Regions from separate parts of the Homo sapiens genome. Here region 2 is linked to region 1. Evidence: read pairs that join two places in POLR2A ChIA-PET (ENCODE). Cell type or tissue: Caco-2. All regions are shown on one strand. Links, peaks and the distances in the headings refer to the core of each region. The heading gives the core; the rest is flanking DNA. Region 1 overlaps CHST4 (carbohydrate sulfotransferase 4). Region 2 has its middle 4.6 kb from the start of IST1.

Region 1 (2,848 bases), core at 349-2,848:
GACATTTCCTTATGTTGATTAAATATGGTTGAGTTCAGATATTTTTGGTAAACCAATGGGCAACGTGGCTTGGTTTAGAAAGACCAGGAAGGAGGAATTAAAGACCCTGAAGGAGAACATATCAACACACTAAGTGTAAGGGACAGGAAATGATTTGGAGAAGGACTGGTGCCATTGTTGGCACGAATCCTCTGGCTTTCCATGTTGCTCCTTGGTAGGGGGTCAGAGAGCAGGTGGCTTTGGCCAGAAGGGGAATAGAAGGCAAACAATAAAACAGCAGCCCAACTCCACCCTTTCTGTTTGTTCCTTAAAGGTCTTCCACTTCAGCACAATGCTACTGCCTAAAAAAATGAAGCTCCTGCTGTTTCTGGTTTCCCAGATGGCCATCTTGGCTCTATTCTTCCACATGTACAGCCACAACATCAGCTCCCTGTCTATGAAGGCACAGCCCGAGCGCATGCACGTGCTGGTTCTGTCTTCCTGGCGCTCTGGCTCTTCTTTTGTGGGGCAGCTTTTTGGGCAGCACCCAGATGTTTTCTACCTGATGGAGCCCGCCTGGCACGTGTGGATGACCTTCAAGCAGAGCACCGCCTGGATGCTGCACATGGCTGTGCGGGATCTGATACGGGCCGTCTTCTTGTGCGACATGAGCGTCTTTGATGCCTACATGGAACCTGGTCCCCGGAGACAGTCCAGCCTCTTTCAGTGGGAGAACAGCCGGGCCCTGTGTTCTGCACCTGCCTGTGACATCATCCCACAAGATGAAATCATCCCCCGGGCTCACTGCAGGCTCCTGTGCAGTCAACAGCCCTTTGAGGTGGTGGAGAAGGCCTGCCGCTCCTACAGCCACGTGGTGCTCAAGGAGGTGCGCTTCTTCAACCTGCAGTCCCTCTACCCGCTGCTGAAAGACCCCTCCCTCAACCTGCATATCGTGCACCTGGTCCGGGACCCCCGGGCCGTGTTCCGTTCCCGAGAACGCACAAAGGGAGATCTCATGATTGACAGTCGCATTGTGATGGGGCAGCATGAGCAAAAACTCAAGAAGGAGGACCAACCCTACTATGTGATGCAGGTCATCTGCCAAAGCCAGCTGGAGATCTACAAGACCATCCAGTCCTTGCCCAAGGCCCTGCAGGAACGCTACCTGCTTGTGCGCTATGAGGACCTGGCTCGAGCCCCTGTGGCCCAGACTTCCCGAATGTATGAATTCGTGGGATTGGAATTCTTGCCCCATCTTCAGACCTGGGTGCATAACATCACCCGAGGCAAGGGCATGGGTGACCACGCTTTCCACACAAATGCCAGGGATGCCCTTAATGTCTCCCAGGCTTGGCGCTGGTCTTTGCCCTATGAAAAGGTTTCTCGACTTCAGAAAGCCTGTGGCGATGCCATGAATTTGCTGGGCTACCGCCACGTCAGATCTGAACAAGAACAGAGAAACCTGTTGCTGGATCTTCTGTCTACCTGGACTGTCCCTGAGCAAATCCACTAAGAGGGTTGAGAAGGCTTTGCTGCCACCTGGTGTCAGCCTCAGTCACTTTCTCTGAATGCTTCTGAGCCTTGCCTACATCTCTGAGCCTTAACTACATGTCTGTGGGTATCACACTGAGTGTGAGTTGTGTCCACACGTGCTCAAGCAGAAGGACTTTTGTGTCCATGCTTGTGTCTAGAAAACAGACTGGGGAACCTTATGTGAGCAGCACATCCCACCAGTGAAACAGGGTATTGCTCTTCTTCTTTTCTTGATCTTCCTGTCTGGGCAGACTTCAGAGACTTTGTGGCCTGGAGGCCTATTAAGCACGACACAGTATCAGTGGAATTGATCCATAAACCTCCCTGTCCACATCTTGCCCAATGGGGAATGGATCTTTCACCAAAGAGCTCACCAGCATTTTCCACAGAGATGCAAATTCTGAGCCCTTGGAGTTCCCAGTGGATTCAAGGAAGGAAGTGGGAACAAGGTTGGATGCCTACTTATGAGCTTGACCATCACAGCTATCGGTAATCAGAAATATGAAACAAAATCTCTGCACAAAAGAGCAAGCTCTTAAGTTCACAGGGTGCCTGGGCTGCATTTGAATATCACTTCCCCTCTGCATTTTCCCATCACATAGAAGACTTTGACCTGTGAAGCTGCCATCTGTTAATACTAAAATTCCCAAATAAGGTTCTGTTTAGAATGTCCCTTTTTATGCTTCTTAATTATTAGCAGTAAATGTTCATTTTTATGGGATCCTAAGCTAAGAATAGATGTAATCATCTTTATTGGTTTTTTAAAACACCTTTGCTATTATCTATCACCCATTTATACAGAAAATTGCTAAGATAATATTTGGTTTCAGATGATGAACTAAGTCTATACCCTCTTAAGAATTGGTGGAAAATAGACAATTAGCAGCTAAGCCCTTTCTTTCTTGTGTGAGGTATAAGTTGTGATAACGCCATATGTGTCACCCTAGGGTCTGGGAAGAGAGTTCTTTTACTCTGATCCCTCAGCCAGAGGACCTCAGTTCTAGTATGACTGGTGCTATTTAGCTCCTCCTGGCCACTTCTCCTAATAAGAAAAGTTGTTACTCCCGATCTCGGCAGGAGCCCCCAGATCTAGTTTTACAATAGAATTTCACCTGTTAAAAAATGCAGATTGCCAGGCACTACCACAAATCTGCTAGAATCAGAATCCCCCAGTATGGGGGCTGGAGTTCTGGTGACTCTTCCATGGCTAGCCTGGCACTAGCGCACCTTGCACCAGGCAGCAACACTGTTCGCCTTCTTGCTCTAAGAAAGGTGATTCTTCCACAAATGCAGAGTATGTATGCCACTTGCTCTTGCCACTGGTGCTGTCCTTGGG
Region 2 (2,911 bases), core at 263-2,762, 350 kb after region 1:
GGCTGAGGTGCATGGATCACTTGAGATCAGGAGTTCAAGACCAGCCTGGCCAACATGGTGAAACTCTTTCTCTAATAAAAATACAAAAATTAGCCGGGTGTGGTGGTGCATGCCTGTAAATCCCAGCTACCTGGAAGGCTAAGGCAGGAAAGTCACTTGAACCTGGGAGGTGGAGGTTGCAGTGATCCAAGATTATGCCATTGCACTCCAGCCTAGGAGACAGAGTGAGACTCTGTCTCAAAAAACAAAACAAAAAACAAAACAACAACAAAAAAACAAAAACAAAAGAAAACCCGAAAAAACCTGACCTGATAATGCCAGACCGGGCAGCATGGCAAAACCCCATCTCTACCAAATAAATATAAGAAATTACCCAGGTATGGTGGCATGGCATGTGCCTATAGTCCCAGCTACTCAGGAGGCTGATGTGGGAGGATCATCTGGGCCCAAGATCATGGCTGCAGTGAGCCATGATTGCACCACTGCACTTCAGCCTGCACAACAGAGCGAGACCCTGTCTCAGGCAAAACAAAACAAAAACAAAAACAAAAAAATGATTTTTGACCTGCAGCTGCTTCACAGAAATGTCAGCCTGAAATTGAGATAATGTGTTTATAGGTGCTTTGTAAACTGTAAAATGCCACAAAGATAAGTTAATATTTGTATATAGCCCTAATTAGTGACATTAATTAGTTTTCTGAAGACTTGTTTCATGGGTTCTTTAACAAGTGATCTTGATTTTTTTTTCCTAGGCTTTAGGAAGATGTCCAGAGCAGTTCCTATATCCTTGTATATTCTTTTTTTTATTGTTTTTCTTCTTTTTCTTTTTTTGTTTCATTGTATATTCTTTAGTCTAAATGTTAATAGTTAAAACAAAGGAAATAACTCTATGCCCATCATCTTTCCCTTCTTTCTCTTACACAATGTGTAGTACTTTTATGCAGAAGTCAGCAAACTTTTTTTTTTTTTTCAGACAGGATCTCACTCTGTCTCCCAGCCTGGAGTACAGTGGCACAATCTCGGCTCACTGCAGCCTCCTCTGCCTCCCAGGTTCAAGTGATTCTCCTGCCTCAGCCTCCTGAGTAGCTGGGATTACAGTGCACCACCACACCTGGCTAATTTTTGTATTTTTAATAGAGACAGATTTTCGCAATGTTGACCAGGCTGGTCTCGAACTCCTGACCTCAAGTGATCCCCCTGCCTTACCCTCCCAAAATGCTGGGATTACAGGTGAGCAAACTTTTTCTATAAAGGACCACATAGTAAATATTTTGGGATTTGTGGGCAACATAAAGTCACTGTCACACATTCATGCTCCTCCCCTTCCTGCTTTTTTTTTTTTTTTTTTTTTTTTTGAGAGGGAGTCTCACTCTGTCACCCAGGCTGGAGTGCAGTGGCGCATTCTCGGCTCACTGCAAGCTCCGCCTCCCAGGTTCACGCCATTCTCCTGCCTCAGCCTCCCAAGCAGCTGGGACTACAGGCGCCCGCACCACGCCCAGCTAATTTTTTTTTGTATTTTTTAGCGGAGACGGGGTTTCACTGTGTTAGCCAGGATGGTCTCCATCTCCTAACCTCGTGATCCGCCCGCCTCACCCTCCCAAAGTGCTGGGATTACAGGCGTGAGCCACCGCGCCCAGCCCCTTCCTGCTTTTTAACCTTTTAACAATATAAAAATCATTCTTAGCTGGAGAGGCTGTACACAAAACAGGTTGGCTGATTAAGGCTTGCAGGCCTGTTATAGATTCTTATTTTATTGGGCTCAAACACTGTGTCTGGTTTTAGTTACAGCTACTAGTTATAGTCATTTACACAAAAAAAGTACCTGGTTAGTTACCAAAGAAATGTAATGTGTTAACATTTGTCCCAACAGCAAAACTGGATTTTCAAGGGAAACAGTGTTTATTTTTCAGTATGTTTAGCTTCTGAATGAAACTTGTCTGTTCAGCCAGGGACAGAGATAATATTGTGTTTTTTAATTCCCTCAGAGATACTGTTTCGAATAATTGGCTTGTTGGGGTACAATTCACAGTTGATATATTACAGGATCTAAATAGACAGGTAGGTTTTGTTAAAGCCCAGGACACAGGTGATGATTGCTAAATCTTTACAACTCCCGAGTAGAAAGCAATTTTTCTAAACGAATAAATGAATCATGTCGGCTGGGCATGGTGGCGCACGCCTGTAATCCTAGCACCCTGGGAGGCCGAAGCCGGCAGATCACTTGAGGTCAGGAGTTCGAAACCAGCCTGGCCAACATGGTGAAACCTCATCACTACTAAAAATACAAAAAATCGGCCAAGCGTGGTGTCCCACGCCTTTAATCCCAGCACTTTAGGAGGCTGAGGCGGGCGGATCATGAGGTCAGGGGTTTGAGACTAGCCTGACCAACACGGTGAAACCTCATCTTTACTAAAAATAGCCAGGCGTGGTGGTGCAGGCCTGTAGCAGCTACTCAGGAGGCTGAGGCAGCAGAATCGCTTGAACCCGGGAGGCGGAGGTTGGAGTGAGCTGAGATTGAGCCACTGCACTCCACCCTGGGCGACAGAGAGAGACTCCGTCTCAAAAAAAAAAAAAAAAAAAAAAAAAATTAGCTGGACTTGGTGGTGGATGCCTGTAATCCCAGCTACTTGGTACTTGTAAGGCTGCGACAGGAGAATCGCTTTAACCCGGGAGGTGGAGGTTGCAGTGAGCTGAGATCGCGCCATTGCACTCCAGCCTGGGCAACAAGAGAGAAACTCCGTCTCAAAAAAAAAAAAAAAAAAAAAAAAAAAAAAAAGAATCATGTCACCTTTAGCGCTTTTAGTTAGGTGGGGCTCAATGATACTTTTAGCTTATCTTTTTTCAGTCTGTGAGACAGAGTCTCCCTCTGTCACCCAGGCTGGAGGGCAGGGGCGCGATCTCGGCTCACTGC

Evidence for each region. Peaks named below come from ENCODE experiments on the same cell type or tissue, not always from the same donor. Only the 100,000 strongest peaks of a DNase experiment are listed, where the experiment ranks them.
Region 2: POLR2A ChIA-PET joins it to region 1 with 8 read pairs; 1 of 35 experiments calls an interaction of 5 or more read pairs at or near these places.

Annotation. Positions count from the first base shown.
Region 1 is chr16:71,536,347-71,539,194 of GRCh38, forward strand. CHST4 (carbohydrate sulfotransferase 4) reads left to right here. Exons shown (of 2, transcript NM_001166395.2): 2 at 314-2,402. The coding sequence starts at 332. The coding sequence ends at 1,492. Among named protein-coding and RNA genes, the nearest start is that of CHST4, 11 kb to the left of the region's middle. RefSeq lists silencers at 1,340-1,634, 1,483-1,552. In Caco-2, for the core only: a CTCF peak has its summit at 1,537 (motif pointing left); a DNase peak (open chromatin) is centred at 1,515.
Region 2 is chr16:71,889,435-71,892,345 of GRCh38, forward strand. It overlaps a transcript of ZNF821 not described here. Among named protein-coding and RNA genes, the nearest start is that of IST1, 4.6 kb to the right of the region's middle. In Caco-2, for the core only: no CTCF peak of the experiment used is centred there; a DNase peak (open chromatin) is centred at 1,437.